2 separate regions of the Homo sapiens genome follow, and region 2 is linked to region 1. A link is a loop called in an ENCODE intact Hi-C map of the cell type or tissue named here. Cell type or tissue: HepG2. All regions are shown on one strand. Links, peaks and the distances in the headings refer to the core of each region. The heading gives the core; the rest is flanking DNA. Region 1 holds the start of REG3G (regenerating family member 3 gamma). Region 2 holds the start of REG3A (regenerating family member 3 alpha).

Region 1 (8,470 bases), core at 1,128-6,127:
CTGCATATATTATGCATCTTTTCTTTCCCATTGTCCATTTTCTTCATCAAAGCCCTTATCACATCAATCATAGTTATTTTAAGTTTCCTAATAGTTCCAAAATCTGTACCATATTTGAGTCTGGTTTTCATGTTTGTTTTATCTCTTCAGACTATGCTTTTTCTTATTGTTCAGCAAAATTTTTAGTTTCTCTTGAAAGCTTCACTTGATGTATTGAGTAATAACAACTGAAGTAAAAGACCTTTCGTGTAAGGCTTTTCATTAATCTCACTAGGATTTAGTTTGTGTTTAATGTTTGCTATAGCTGTAGGTGCAAGAGGCTTAAAATTTCTCTTGTGTCCTTGTTTTTGTCTCTCCTATTGCCTTTGTCATTTCCTAATAATTCTTCCTTAAGTAGTGTACCTTGCAGCTCCTCAATTGTGATCTATTGTCATTAAACTGGATCCCTATTGATGTGGTAGTGTCTGAGCAAGGGGAAGTATCATATAATTTTATGATTAAATCTCAGTATTTTTGTGAGTCTATGCCCCATGGCCATGACTTTCAAAAATGTTTCTTAGGTCTCTTTCTGTTAGGTAAGATGAGAAGGCTAGATGTGGCTGGAGTGGACGTAAATGCACTCATGCTTAGGCATGATACGAAGCTCATAAGGTCTTTTTACCTGGAAGTAGGTCTTTGTTATTGAGAATGCTCTGGGCTGATTTAGAAATGGTTTCTTTTCTACTCTTCCTGACAAAGCCATGAGAGAATTATTTTTGACTCTCCACGAAGAGAACCTGTTGGGATTCCTGAAGGTAAAATCCATGAAGGCGTGAGGGCTTTCATAGGAGTGCAACTTCCGTGAGTTTCTCACTCTTAATGCCAAGCTGCACTCAACATCCAGCAATTTTTCAAAATCACCATTTAAATGTTCCTAACAGCTTGTAGCTCTAGAGGCTTTTGCTCCAGGTAAGCAGAAATGTAAACAACTCTGTGTATTTGGGTGCTTTTCCAGATATTGGGGTATCAACTTGCCCTGCTACCTCAGTTCTCTCATTAGCCCAAAGGAAAGTTGTTGATTTTAAGTTTATTCAGATTTTTCTTGTTTTAAAGAAAAGAGTAACAGTTTCCAAAGCTCTCTATGTCAACACTGTAACCAGAAGTTTAAGTAATTCATTTTTTACTGTATTTTACAAAAGTCACCATGCAAGGTAGATTGCAAATTAATGAAAAAAAAAGATCCTTCACAGAAAATTATTTGAGAAGTTCTGTTTTAAGTAATATCAGACTCCCCTAGGGCTGATTGTGTCACAACGTCAGGGACAATGTGTGGGCAGTGAGTGTGTGGGGAAGCACTGTCTTCATGTCTTCATGACACAAACCCTGTCTGAGCAGGGCCCGCACCTTCATCACAAATACACTGATGGGGACACTCATATAGTAATTTCACCTTAGGCCTGGGTGAAATTGGGAGGAGCCAAGACTCAGTGTTTTTTTCTCCCCCAACTTCTCCCTCCTCTTCCAAAGGCTCTTACTATAAGAATGAAACAAAAGCATATACGTATAAAGTAACATTTTTATTATTATTCTCTGAGATCTCAAGACATGGAAGACAGAGAAAAGCCTGAAATGAAGGTGAAGAAAAAGGAAAAAGAAGGAGGATCATGACAAGGTAGTCAGGTAGGGCAGTTTGGGGAGAATATTCTCTTCCAGGGTGAGTCTTCACACTGGTCTCATGTCCATGATGAGCTGCACGCCAAGCTCAGGCTGCTGACTTCCCACCTGCCCTAGTCCTTGAACTTGCAGACATAGGGTAACTTTGCATCACAGTTATAATCTTTCCACTTCAGAAATCCTAGGGAGACAGAATATAAAAGGCATGGGGCTGGGGGAACTTGTGAACCCAGTGAAGAGGCATCCCAGGTTTTAGCCTAGGATTTAAAGCTTCTCTCTCATCTTCACCAGTTTCTCAATCCAGGAGAATGAGACTCAAAGAAGGCAGAGATGAGAGGAGACGGGAGAAGGCACATAAACACTGCATTACCTAGCTGAAAAGGATTTCCTGAAGGTCAGGAAATTGGGGATGAGGAGTGGAAAGTGCTGGGAAGAGGCAGCTCTTCTGTTTCTTACCTGTGCTTCTTGACAGGCTCCCACAGTGGCCAGGGTTTAAGATGGTGGAGGGATTTTTCTCCCATGCAAAGTAATTCATCACATCAGTGCTACTCCACTCCCATCCATCTCCATCAGGCTCAGAGCCCTATAGAGAAGAGGAGGCAGCCAGGTGAAGAAAATGGCCATTGCAGGTCTCTTTGCATGGCCCCTGAGCTGTAACACCTGATTCCTCCCCAGCATCAGGGATTTTGGTCTGATCTTCCAGATGCTGCCCTAGAGTCCTCTGCACTGGAATCTTTTCCTTAACTCCTCATTGCTTTGGGAAAATCCCAACCAATAAACACAAGAACTTTGGAATCACTCAAGGTAATATGTTACTTGCAGAACAATAATTGGTGTAGCATTTGTGATTAGCCTGCGAACCTCAAAGATAATGTCTATTCTGTATGGGGGCAAAATTTGATCCTATCTTAATTTAGAATTCCCTCAGAATAATAGATACAGACTCCCTGAAGCTCAGATAATTGATTTGTAAGGATTCCCTTGAGAATTATGTAAAAGTTTTACAAGAGTCCGACTAATTTTCTTTAAAGACTAGGGATCTCCGTAGAATTCAGCTCTTCAGCTGCCTCATGGACTTCCTATTCTCCCAAATGTCCCCCAGAATCTGAGCTCCAGTGCTCCCTAAAGTACTTCCTGGGCAGGGACTGGGGACAGGGAGTGCGCCTGGGCAACAACAGTACCTTGAGAGGTAACAGAGAGGGGAGGATATACTCGCACCTGTGTGGGGTCATGGAGCCCAATCCAGATGTATGAATAGCTGTTACTAATGCTCCTCACCAGGGAGGACACGAAGGATCCCTCAGCCCCACTGAGCACAGACACCAGTTTTCCAGAGGGCCGCTTCTGGCAAGCCAGCTTTGAGGGGGACAAAGAGAATGAGATGGAGCCTGAGACCCACTGAGGGAGGGCAGGGAAAAGGTAGGTGGGAGGAGGACTGTGTGAAAGATAAGCGTGTTCATCCTCATTCCCAAGGAACTCTCCTGAAGGAGACCCTCCTCCCCCTGAGACCTGCATGGACTTTCCCCTATCACCTCCAACCCCACATCTAACCACTCACATCTGCATCCATCCAGGATTTTGGTGACAAAAACAAGGCATAGCAGGGGGAGCCATAGGCCTTGGAGCCTTTGGGACAGCTGATCCGTGGAGAGGGCAGTTCCTTCTGGGTTTCTTCACCTGGGGTGGAAGAAAAGGGAGAGAGTAAAATGAAGAGTAGGGGGTGGGTGGGAGATGACCTTGGGGAATATCTAGGTCTGCCCTTGGGGAGGAAGACCACATTCCTGACAGCTCTTCATCTTCCCTTGTGTTTTCAGAAGTTCTTTATCTCAAAATAGCCCTACTAAATGGGCCACCATCTAGTCTGTTATTACCCTTTCCCCTTATTCAACCATTCAACACTCTCTTCACTGTGGGCTATCTCTATATTGGGTCCTCCAATCATTGTCCCTCCCCACATCTCATTGCTGACCCTCCACACTTTCCCACCAGTGTATATTAGAGTCCACTGACTAAATGGAAGCCATCTCATTCCATTGTTAGTGGACCACAGTGGAGCCTCCCACTGCAAGTTAACATGAAGGAAGGAGTGATGATGCAGGAACTGCAGGCAGTTTCATTAGACACCACGTCATTACCTCACGTGACACACAGGAGCCTTCCTCCTTTTCTTGGCTCTGAGGATTCATAGGGAACCCAGTGCTAGAGGCAGAGAAATCTCACCTTGAACCTGACACAGGAGAATGAGGCAGGAAAGCAGCATCCAGGACACACTGGGCAGGGCCATGGGAGGCAGCATAGTGTCTGCGACTTGAGGAGGCAATCGGGTCACTAAAGGAAGTGTGGTCAGCGGGAGGACACACAGATATCCTACTGCCTCTTGTCTTTTTCCTTCTGTAGTCCCCTAGGACTGAAGTGATCTTGGTCACATTCATCATCTTCTACAGTTCTGAATGAGCTGTGAATCTGTGTACTCACCCATCCCTGAGACCTCCCAGTACAGCCTTGCTGAGTCTCAGAGCTCCTGTGCTCCCTGAGGAAGGGACCCTCCCATGCGTTCTCCTGTATTATGTGAGGTTGCCCTTCCACAGGTCTCATCTTCTCTCAGCTCCCACTTACCTCTCTGGTGAGATCTGGTATGCTTTGTCTGGTCAGCAAAGACTGGGTTTTTTATAAAAAGATCTCAGGGATGGTCACTGGAGTGAATAACGGCAATATGTAGGCGGGACAGGGGTCATGGAGAGGGCTTGGCATTGGTTCAAAAAGATTATGCCAAGGGGAGGAGACTCTTCCTGGCAAAGGCTGGGAATTGTTACAGATGTTGCCTTTTTCTCTGTAGCAGGCCGGCACTTTCCCCACAAACAGTTGAAGTTTGCACTTTTCCCACCCTCTTCCAGATATCTTCTTCTGAGAAACTTAAGGGAATAAAGGCAGTCTTGTGAGCCTGGTATTATATAGTTTAGAAAATATTATGATATTACATAGTTATGAGAAATGTCAAAAGTTTGTTTTTGATCAACGTGCCAGGAGCTCACTTCTATAGGCATACATATGAATTCCTTTATACCTTATCTAGTAACATTTAAAATAAATTAATAAATAAAAATTGGGTGGGCATTAAAATTAGATGTGTTGGCAAAGACAATGTATTAGTCGAAATAAAGAAACAATAGAAACCAGAAGCAGCAGCACTGGTTCAGTGTTGCTACTTCAACTTCACAGCAAGATGTAAAAGAAGCTTGAAATAATCTTGTGAGTCATTAGGCAAGCCAGGGTCTTATGGAACAGCAGTTAAATAGATTTGCCTTCCAGCTACCTTTGTGTGAGAAGACCAAGAGATAGTTCCTTGGTTTATTGTAGTTCTGCGCTGACAGTTTGATATCTCAGAGTAGCGTTCTTAGATTGTGATCTACACACCAATGGGGGTCTTCAGGGCCTGTTTGGAGTGGTTGTGCAGTTATAATTTTCATAATTATACTAAAGTGTTATTCGTCATTTTCGCTATGTTGACATTTGCACTGATGAGGCAAAATAAATGGTGGATAGAAGTTCTGGTGCCTTAACATCAATCAAGGCAGTGGCACCAAATTGCATTGCTCATATCCACGCACTTGCAAGAAACAAAATAAAGCCATTTTTACTTGAAAATGCCCTTGAACTTGATGAATCAGGGTAGTGAATTGGCTTCAGTAAATCTCAACCCTTGAATACATCTAGAGGGAATATTCTGTATGACTAAATGGGAAGCTGACATGCTAAAGTATAATGGTTGTCTTGAGGGAAATAATTTGTAACACTGAGTTTTAGTTCACTATTTCATGGAACACCATTTTTACTTGAAAAATAAACCAAGACAAACTTCACTTACTGACATATGGGTCTTTTGTTAACATGTTTTCAAAAAAGTTCAAAGTGAGTTAGTAAATGAATATTTTTAACTTTTCTCTTTTACTATATATTATTATAAATATCAATAGCTCACATGAACAAAATTTTTTTTCGAGTGTCCTCAATATTTTTTAAGAGTGTTAAAGGGTCCTGAGATCAAAACAGTTTGAGATCTCTGGTTAACATCTAGCTGGCAATTTCCAGAAAATATAGGACATGGGGATGGTATTATATTACAACACAGGAATACCATCAGCAAAATTTAGAAGGTGGGAAATTCTACAGGACAAATAAGTACATTTCCCCAGCAAGTGAATTTAAGGAAATAAAACAACATCTCACTCTTAACATGTGAAAAATATATCAATCAAATAAAATGTGTGAACCATGTTTGGATCTTGATTTGAACAAATTAAATAAAAAATATAATTATAAAACAATTGGGTAAAAGTGAGCATTTGATAATGTTAAAGGACTATATCATGTTCAGATGTAATTATAATATTGAAATAATATTATTTAAAGTATCCTTATCATTTAAGATACATAACACAATATTTACAGATGAAATGGTTATTCAGAATTTACTTCAAAATAATCAAGCATGATAGAGATAAAGAAAGAGAGAGACAGATAAAACAAGAGAGGACTTGAGGTCATGAGAGTTGTTGCTTGGTGGTAGGTACATAATGATTCATAACACTATTGTCTTTGGGTTTTTATCTAAAATATTGGTGGAAAATTTTGAGAAAAAGAAAAATTCAGGGCCATCGTGAGAAAGAAATTTGAAGGACAATCTGACTCAAGAACACAGATGCAAAGTTCCTGAACAAAACACAAAACAAATTGAATTCATTGTTTTATATAATAAATGAAGAGAAAGAAGAGTTAATCTTGGAAATGTAATGATAGTTTATTATGATGAACTATTAATGCAATTTCCAAGTTCAGAAGTTAAAAGGGAAAAAAATATATAGTCATTTTAAAAGAACAAAATTGTTAAGTGAAATTCAAAACCTATTAGTAACTGATAAAAAGTCTTAAAAACCAGAGTTAGACAGGAATAGCTTTAACACAGTAAAGAAATCTATAGAGACTCAAAAGTAAACTACTGACAAGACTTCCTTAAAAAATCAGAAATATACAAATGTACCACCCTCATTGATTCTATTTAACAATATCGTGTGATAGAAAGTACACTTAGAAAAGAAAAAAAAATTTAAACAGGGAAAAAGTAAATTAAGTTGTCACTATTTGCATATGACATGCTGTCTCCATAGAAAACCCAGAAGACTCTTCAAATTAGTTGTTAGAATTAATGGATAAATTTAGTAAACAAGAAGAATGTGAGATCAACATATAAATCCCAAATGAACATTTGTATTCCAACAATAGAGTTAGAAAGGGTATTTTTAAGAAAGATACTGTTTTTAATAGGAAGAAAAATATAAAGGATCTAGAAATATATCCGACAAAAATAGTCAAGACCATGTAAAACTTTTTAAACTTTAAAGAAGACTTTAATATACGAAGAAATATATCATGTTTTAGAGAGACAGATTCAATATCCTGAAGAGGTTACTTTTCCCTACACAGATGGTCTGTGATTTATGATAGTTCTACTTATAATTTTTCTACCGTATCATGGTGGGAAAGTGATATGCATTCCCTAGAAGGCTTATATCAGATTTTGAATACTGGTCTTTTACTGGGCTAGCAGTATGCAGTACGGTACTCTCTCATGTTGCCTCAGCATAGGCAGCAAGCACTGCCCTGGTGGCAATACCATCTTGAAAGTAAACAGCTGATACTCCACAGTGTACTGTGTTTTCAGATGATTTTGCCCAACCATGAATGCCGGAGGTGTGCCTGGAGGCTATCTTAATAGCTGGCCATCAGAATTGGAAACTGGTACTTTAATCGTCAAGGGCTTGGCCCTTTCTCTCTTCCTCTTGGTAGATCGTTTTGAATCTCCATAATACCAATTGTACACAGGAGAATGAACTTCACTCAATTTTGTCCAGCAGTCCTCAAATTCCAGATAAACTTGAATGTATGGTGGGAGCAGAAGACATGGGTGTTTATCTTCTATTACCTGACTCTATGTCCCTACCTATTCAAAATGATCAGTTATGAATATGAATTTATCATTACTCTCCCCTTCAAACTTTACTGATGATTTCTCCATTATCTACTCTTCTGATTTCCTATTGGTACACAGAAAACTATCCCAAGGTTAGTGGCATAAAACAGTTTGTTATTACTTCTCATGGTTCTGTGAGGTGATTAGGATTGTCTGGGTGGTTCTCCCTTGGAAATCATGCAGTTGCATATAATGGCTGGAACTGGAGTCATATGAAGCATCAAATGGACTGGTCTTCGAAGATGATTACACACATGCTTAGCAGTTGATCTGAGAGATCTCTGCTAAAGAGGGGACTGCTAAAGAGAACTACAATGCAGTGGCCCTGTGCCTTGAACTTCTTACATCTTACAGCATGGAGGTGTCAGGATAGTAGAATTTCTTTTATTGTTGGTCAGGGCTCCAAGAGGGCAAAGCAGAAGCTGCTGGTCCTTTTGGGCTGGGTCATGAAATAACATAATGCTATTTCCATCATACTCTGTTGATCAAGCATGAGTTTGTATTCTCAGGACCTAGCACATTAAACTCTCAACAATACTTATTTAATAAATTAATATTTTTATTCACAATGATTTTAGCAATTATGTCAGCTGCTTTTAACCTCAAAATGTTACAGGCTGATAAGACTTCACTTTTAATTTTATTTCTTTCATTAAATCTGTTATTTTGAGTAGGTGACTTTATTCCCCCTGGACCTGTGTTTCTTAATTTTCCAGTGATGATGTTGGACAAAGACAGCATTGAGATATATTCTATAATTTTCCTATTATTGATCGGAATGCTGGAATA
Region 2 (8,470 bases), core at 3,471-8,470, 130 kb before region 1:
CCAAAGGCTCAGCTCTGCTCACAGAAGTTTAAATACTTAGGGCTAAAATTATCCAAAGGTACCAGGGCCCTCAGTGGGGAACATATGCAGCCTATACTGGCTTGTCCTCATCCCAAAACCCTAAGCAACTAAGAGGGTTCCTTGGCATAACAGGTTTCTGCCAAATATGGATTCCCAGGTATGGCAAAATAGCCAGATCATTATATACACTAATTAAGGAAACTCAGAAAGCCAATACCCATTTAGTAAGGTGGACACCTGAAGCACAAGCAGCTTTCCAGGCTCTAAAGAAGGCTCTAACCCAAGTTCCAGTGTTACGCTTGCCAAAGGGGCAAGATTTTTCTTTAAATGTCACAGAAAAAAACAGAAATAGCTCTAGGAGTCCTTACACAGGTCCGAGGGATGAACTTGCCAACTGTGGCATACCTGAGTAAGGAAATTGATGCAGTGGCAAAGGGTTGGCCTCATTGTTTATGGGTAGTGGCAGCGGTAGCAGTCTTAGTATCTGAAGCAGTTAAAATAATACATGGAAGAGATCTTACTGTGTGGACATCTCATGATGTGAACGGCATACTCACTGCTAAAGGAGACTTGTGGCTGTCAGACGATCGTTTACTTAAACATCAGGCTCTATTACTTGAAGGGCCTGTGCTGCAACTGCGCGCCTTTGCAACTCTTAACCCAGCCACATTTCTTCCAGACAATGAAGAAAAGATAGAACATAACTGTCAACAAGTAATTGCTCAAACCTACCCCGCTCGAGGGGACCTTTTAGAGGTTCCCTTGACTGATTCCGACCTTAACTTGTATACTGATGGAAGTTCCTTTGTAGAAAAAGGACCTTGAAAAGTGGTCAGGGATAATGGAATACTTGAAAATAATCCCCTCACTCCAGGAACTAGTGCTCAGCCGGCATAACTAATAGCCCTCACTCGAGCACTAGAATTAGGAGAAGGAAAAAGGGTAAATATACATATAGACTCTAAGTATGCTTACCTAGTCCTCCATGCCCATGCAGCAATATGGAGAGAAAGGGAATTCCTAACTTCTGAGGGAAAACCTATCAACCATCAGGAAGCCATTAGGAGATTATTATTGGCTGTACAGAAACCCAAAGAGGTGGCAGTCTTACACTGCTAGGGTCATCAGAGAAGAAAGGAAAGGGAAATAGAAGGGAACCACCAAGCAGATATTGAAGCCAAAAGAGCTGCAAGACAGGACCCTCCATCAGAAATGCTTATAGAGGGACCCCTAGTGTGGGGTAACCCCCTCCAGGAAACCAAGCCCCAGTACTCAGCAGGATGAATAGAATGGGGAACCTCATGAGGACATACTTTCCTCCCCTGAGGATGGCTAGCCACCAAAGAAGGAAAAATACTTTTGCCTGCAGCTAACCAATGGAAATTACTTAAAACCCTTCACCAAAACTTTCACTTAGACATTGATAGCACCCATCAGATGGCCAAATTATTATTTACTGGACCAGGCCTTTTCAAAACTATCAAGCAGATAGTCAGGGCCTGTGAAGTGTGCCAAAGAAATAACCCCTGCACTGCAGGCCATACCTTTCAATCCCTGTACCTTTAACCTCCTTGTTAAGTTTGTCTCTTCCAGAATCGAAGCTGTAAAACTACAAATGGTTCTTCAAATGGAGCCCCAGATGCAGTCCATGACTAAGATCTACTGCAGACCCCTGGACTGGCCTGCTAGCCTCATGCTCCAATGTTAATGACATTGAAGGCAACTCTCCCGAGGAAATCTCAACTGCACAACCCCTACTACACCCCAGTTCAGCAGGAAGCAGTTAGAGCAATCATTGGCCAACCTCCCCAACAGCACTTGGGTTTTCCTGTTGAGAGGGGGGACTGAGAGCAGGACTAGCTGGATTTCCTAGGCTGACTAAGAATCCCTAAGCCTAGCTGGGAAGGTGACTGCACCCACCTTTAAACACGGGGCTTGCAACTTAGTTCACACCTGACCAATCAAGTAGTAAAGAGAGCTCACTAAAATGCTAATTAGGCAAAAACAGGAGGTAAAGAAATAGCCAATCATCTATCACCTGAGAGCACAGCGTGGGGGACAATGATCAGGATATAAACCCAGGCATTTGAGCCAGCAATGGCTACCCTCTTTGGGTCCCCTCCCTTTGTATGGGAGCTCTGTTTACACTCTATTAAACCTTGCAACTGCAAAATATATATATATATATGAAAAATAATTATAAAATTGGTAATGGAGAAGCATGGAAATAAGTGGGACTGAGGAATAACATAAATGGACTACTATTTATTTATCATTTTATTAATATTATTTTTTAAAATAATATTAATTATTATTATTTATAATTTTATTATATTTATCATTTTATTAATGATATTATTTATTATATCATTTATTATTTATCATTTTATTAATCATTAATATTAATGTATTATTTATCATTTTATTAATATTAATTTGATTGTATTACTTCTTTTTGCTTCATTTCTCTAAAAAATAAAGCTAAAAAAGATGGCAAGATATTATCGCTGTAGATTCTAGATGGTCAACCTATACTTGTTTGTTAAATGTTTTCTGTATGATAAAGATAATTTATTACAAAAAGAAAAGCAACATGACTATGGAATTATTTCTTATTTTTATTTTTATTTGCTACCACAAGAAATGTGAACTCTGATACATTGTGAACAGTTCAGATCTGCAAAATTATCACCCACAAGCTGTTTGAGTATGATTTATGGTAATTAATTGAAAACATTATCTTAATTTTTTCCCAAATGAACATTTTGTATTATAACTAGCTTATTCTAAAAGAAAAATCAATAAAAAGCAATAGCCTTTTTAAAATACCCAAATAGATAACGTTAGAAGAGCAAACATGATATGAACAGGGAACTCTTCCAAGATCAATGTGAAAATTTGAAACCAAATAAATATTAACACAGTTTTCTGATAAAAATTATTGCCTCCAATAACTGCACAGGTCATATGATAGTTACTGTTCATGGCTTACGTATAATTGACCAAATTTCAGTAGCTATGTTATCAGCTTTCCAGTTCTTTGATGTTAATAACTTCCCTCATTGGCCTCAGGGGCTTTGAAGTTTTGTCCCTTTTTCCTGTTTTATAGTTGCTCAGCACCTAATCTTATCCCTTTCCCAATTCTTCTGACAGTGTTAGGATAAGATGAAAGGACCAAAGTGGCATTCTGGACATCTGGTTAATATATCTCAAAGGGGTGCACTTTAGTGATAAATCTCCAGTGAGATACAGTTCAAGGCTATTTTTGACATGGACCCTGCTGAGCCATCTTCCAGGAAACCTCTACATTTTACCATCCTTGAAACAAATATATTAGGCTCCTGCAAAGAGATCAGTTTTCACTTTTATAATTCTAAGAATGACTACTAAGTCTTATCTGCAAATATCTGATTCAGAAGATAATAGGGATAAAAGTACAAATTGGACATCTTTTGGCAAAGGAAGCTCCTTAAAACTCAGCCTTGGTTACATCAAGAATAAGAATTCCTGTGTCATCCCTAAGAAGTAGATTTTTATATAACTCAAAACCAGCTCAAGAAATATAATATTTAAACAAACTTCTCAGTGCTTGGTTAATAAGCATTGTTATGAAGAAACAATGAAAAATAAAACAAAAACAACTCAACTTTAGTGAGTTTAGTGAGTGTCATTGCAAAGAAAATTTCACATTGCACTTAGGGATTTTATAACCTTAAGGCTTATTACAAAGGTCACACTATTTCAATTAAGAACAAAAGTGAGTTTTAATAATAAACTGTCAGCATTTCAAATCTTCTCTCCTAGGTATCTTGAAATATACAACATATTGTTGTTAACTATAGTCACCCTATGTGCTATCAAAAGCTAGAACATATTCCTCCTATCTAGCTGTATGTTTGTACGATGAACTAAACTCTTTTCATCTCCCCTCACCCGTCTCAGCCTCTGGTAACTATTCTACCCTCTGGTTACCTTCTACCCCGTACCTCCATGTGTTTACATATTGTTGTATAAATTTTGTGGAAAAAAATCCTTTTTAACAAAATAATCTGCTGGCTATATTTCTTCTCATATTATTTGAGGAATTGCATTGAATTTTGGGTACTGAATTTTGAGGACGTGAATTAAGGATGAGCTACATCTCATGACCTCGTCACAGACCCCTACTATAAACATCTGCATACAAGTTGGCATATTACAACAATAGCATGAGAGTCAGGGTCTGTAGAAATTCCCAGCCTAACTTTTTCCTGGACTGGCCAAACTGAACCTGAACCAGTGTATGGGCAATGTAGTATGCTTGTCAGAGGCACCAAACTGCTAACTCAAAAATAAACATGACTAAAAGAACTTCTCCCAGTATACCCATATGAAGCTGACCATTTGCCCAGTAAGAATGCAATGAAAAGGGCTTTTAATGTACAGCCAAATGGCAGTCCAGCAAGGAAGCTCATGAGCAACCTACAAGTAGTGAGCATTTTGATGTAATAGAGACTTACATGCAATTCAGAATTATGTTTACAACATCACAAAACAAAAATTTAGAGATAGGCTCTCACTCTGTTGCCTAAGCTGGAGTGCAGTGGGATGATCATAACTTACTGCAGCCTTGAACTCCTGGGTTCAACTGAAGGTCCTCCTACCTCAGCCTGCTGAGTAGCTAGGACCACAAGCACACACCACCGCAACTGGCTTAAATTAAAATATAAATTGTAGAGATAGGGTCTTAATGTGTTGCCCAGGCTGCTCTTGAACTCCTTGCTTCAGGTGATCCTCCCACCTCAGCCTCTCAAAGTGCTGGGATTATAGACCTGAGCCACAGCACCTGGCCAACTGACCTATGATTTTACACAATGGCTGCTCTTCCCTTCTTTAACTATTATTCATTCTTCTTTGATCCTCATTATTTGACTGTAGTCCTTCTTATGTCTTGTTTTCCTTCATTACCTCTTATTCTATCACATTGCCATTGTCATTCTCCACTGGGGAAGCTCTTTCTTGCTGAAGACTGGAAAGACAAGTCCATTCACCTGATTTTCTGTAAGATTGTGGCTCATGTATTGACTTGTCAGACAATTCTGAAGTTTCATCAAAATTAGCTATCATGCTTGCATAATGGCCCTGAACCCTCACTCCTACTCTTAGCTTCAGTACCATCTATGTCCTCAACTGTCCATGATACTTATAATTCCCGTAAATCTTCACTTAACACCTAACATTTATTTAATCTTACTAGGCAAGGTAATAAGAAATACATAGGTTTGCCTCCAGAAGTGGGTTCTTAAGAAACCCACCAGAGGAACTCCTCTTTCAGATGTCCACATTAGAAGATTTCATATCACATTTGGTGCCACAGGCCTTTGACAAGGAGGATGCAGAGGAAAAAGCAAACTTCACCTCTTCCTAGGGAAAGTGTTGGCCTGCCAACAGGAAAGAGGCAACATCTGGGAAAATCCCCAGTCTTTGCCAGGAAGAGTCCATGCCAACCCCACCCCATGACCCCTGTCCTGCCTACTCATTGTCACTCTTCACTCCAATGTCCCTCCCCCAGATCCTCTTATAAAATCCCACTCTTTCCTGACCAGACAAACCATACCATATCCCACCAGAGAGGTAAGTGGGAGCTGAGAGAAGATGAGACCCAGGGAGGAGCTACTGCACATGACACAGGAGAATACATGGGAGGGTCCCTTCCTCAGGGAGCACAGGAACTCTGAGACTCAGCAAGGGTGTCCTGGGAGGGCTCGGGGATGGGAGAGTACACAGATTCACAACTCATTCAGAACTGTAGAAGATGATGGATGTGACCAAGATCACTTTAGTCCTAGGGGACTAGAGAAGGAAAATGACATGAGGCAGTGGGGTATCTGTGTGTTCTCCCACTGACCACGCTTTCTTTAGTGACTCCTGATTGCCTCCTCAAGTCGCAGACACTATGCTGCCTCCCATGGCCCTGCCCAGTGTATCTTGGATGCTGCTTTCCTGCCTCATGCTGCTGTCTCAGGTTCAAGGTGAGATTGCTTTGCCTCTAGCACTGGGTTCCCTATGAATCCTCAGAGCTAACAAGAGGAGGAAGGCTCCTGTGTGTCATGTGAGGTAATGACGTGGTGTCTAATGAACCTGCCTGCAGTTCTTGCATCATCTCTCCTTCCTTCAGGTTAACTTGCAGTGGGAGGCTCCATGGTGGTCCACTAACAGTGGAATGAGATGGCTTCCATTTAGTCAGTGGACTCTAATATACACTGGTGGGAAAGTGGACTCTAATATACACTGGAGGGTCAGTAATGAGATGTGGGGAGGGACAATGATTGGAGGACCCAATGTAGAGACAGCCCAGAGTGAGGAGAGTATTGAATGGTTGAATAAGGGGAAAGGGTAATAAGAGACTGGATGGTGCTCCATTTACTACGGCTATTTTGAGATAAAGAATTTCTGAAAACATAAGGGAAGATGAAGGGGTGTCAGGAATGTGGTCTTCCTCCCCAAGGACATTCCTAGGTATTCCCCAAGGTCATCTCCCACCCCAAGCCCCACTCTTCATTTTACCCTCCCCCCTCTTCTTCCACCTCAGGTGAAGAACCCCAGAGGGAACTGCCCTCTGCACGGATCCGCTGTCCCAAAGGCTCCAAGGCCTATGGCTCCCACTGCTATGCCTTGTTTTTGTCACCAAAATCCTGGACAGATGCAGATGTGAGTGGTTAGATGTGGTGTTGGAGGTGACCGGTCTCAGGGGGAGGAGGGTCTCCATTCAGGAGAGTTCCTTGGGAATGAGGATGAACACGTTTATCTTTCACACAGTCCTCCTCCCACCTACCTTTGCCCTGCCCTCCCTCAGCAGGTCTCAGGCTCCCTCTCATTCTCTTTGTTGCCCTCAAAGCTGGCCTGCCAGAAGCGGCCCTCTGGAAACCTGGTGTCTGTGCTCAGTGGGGCTGAGGGATCCTTCGTGTCCTCCCTGGTGAAGAGCATTGGTAACAGCTACTCATACGTCTGGATTGGGCTCCATGACCCCACACAGGTGCCAGTATATCCTCCCCTCTCTGTTACCTCTCAAGGTGCTATTGTTGCCCAGGCCCACTCCCTGTCCCCTGTGCCTGCCCAGGAAGTACTTCAGGGAGCACTGGAGCTCAGATTCTGGGGAATATTTGGGGGGAAAGGGAAGGCCATGAAGCATCTGAAGATCTGAGTTCTGTGGAGGTCTCTATCTTTCAGATAAAATCAATCTGCCTTCCTCAGGCGTATTACATAATTCTCATATGAGGCTGGGTTAACAATTCTCTGAGCTTCATGGAGTCTTTGCCTACTATTCTGAAGGAACTCTTAATGAAGATAGGATCAATTTTTGTCCCCATACAGAACTGACATTACTTTTGAGGTTCACAAGCTAATCACAAATGCTACATCAATTATTGTTCTGCAAATAATATATTACCTTGAGTTGTTCCAAAGGTCTTATGTTTATTGGCTGGAATTTTCCAATAGCAATGAGGAGTCAAGGAAGAGTTTCCTACTCACCGGCAGCATCTGGAATAGCAGACCAACTTTCCTCATGCTGGGGAGCAAATCAGGTGTTGCAGCTAAGGGGCCATGCAAGAAGAGCTGCAATGGCCATTCCCTTCACCTGGCTACCTCCTCTACTCTACAGGGCACCGAGCCCAATGGAGAAGGTTGGGAGTGGAGTAGCAGTGATGTGATGAATTACTTTGCATGGGAGAGAAATCCCTCCACCATCTCAAGCCCCGGCCACTGTGCGAGCCTGTCGAGAAGCACAGGTAAGAAACAGAGGAGCTGCCTCTTCCCAGTGTTTTCCATCTCATCCCCCATTCCTGGGTCTGACCTTCAGGAAATCTTCCTGAGCTAGAAAATACAATGTTAGTGTGTCTTCTCTTATCTCCTCTCTTCTCCACTTTCTTTGAATCTCTCTCCTGGATTGGGACACTGGTGAAGGTGAGGGAGAGGCTTTAACTTCTAGGCTAAAACCTGGGATGCCCCTTCATTGGATTCACAAGCTTCCTCAGCCCCATTCCATTTATGTCTTCTGTCTCTCCAGCATTTCTGAGGTGGAAAGATTATAACTGTAATGTGAGGTTACCCTATGTCTGCAAGTTCACTGACTAGTGCAGGAGGGAAGTCAGCAGCCTGTGTTTGGTGTGCAACTCATCATGGGCATGAGACCAGTGTGAGGACTCACCCTGGAAGAGAATATTCGCTTAATTCCCCCAACCTGACCACCTCATTCTTATCTTTCTTCTGTTTCTTCCTCCCCGCTGTCATTTCAGTCTCTTCATTTTGTCATACGGCCTAAGGCTTTAAAGAGCAATAAAATTTTTAGTCTGCACTTGTTTGTCTTGTATATGCCAGTGTCATAGCCATACTCTGAGAAGGACAAAGTGTTTGAGTGGAGGAAACTTTATGGGTCTTGCTTCTTCCCTATTCACCCAGGCCTCTAGGG

Evidence for each region. Hi-C counts contacts between places; a loop is a spot of excess contacts. Peaks named below come from ENCODE experiments on the same cell type or tissue, not always from the same donor. Only the 100,000 strongest peaks of a DNase experiment are listed, where the experiment ranks them.
Region 2: it touches region 1 in a loop (29-fold over the local background); 2 of 110 quality-filtered maps call a loop at or near these places.

Annotation. Positions count from the first base shown.
Region 1 is chr2:79,021,573-79,030,042 of GRCh38, reverse strand. It overlaps REG3G (regenerating family member 3 gamma), which reads right to left and starts at 4,341. Exons shown (of 6, transcript NM_001008387.3): 1 at 4,270-4,341; 2 at 3,874-4,060; 3 at 3,212-3,330; 4 at 2,872-3,009; 5 at 2,110-2,236; 6 at 1,542-1,834. The coding sequence starts at 3,949. The coding sequence ends at 1,767. In HepG2, for the core only: no CTCF peak of the experiment used is centred there; no DNase peak of the experiment used is centred there.
Region 2 is chr2:79,156,892-79,165,361 of GRCh38, reverse strand. It overlaps REG3A (regenerating family member 3 alpha), which reads left to right and starts at 5,609. Exons shown (of 6, transcript NM_002580.3): 1 at 5,609-5,634; 2 at 5,923-6,032; 3 at 6,593-6,711; 4 at 6,899-7,036; 5 at 7,664-7,790; 6 at 8,069-8,356. The coding sequence starts at 5,957. The coding sequence ends at 8,136. In HepG2, for the core only: no CTCF peak of the experiment used is centred there; no DNase peak of the experiment used is centred there.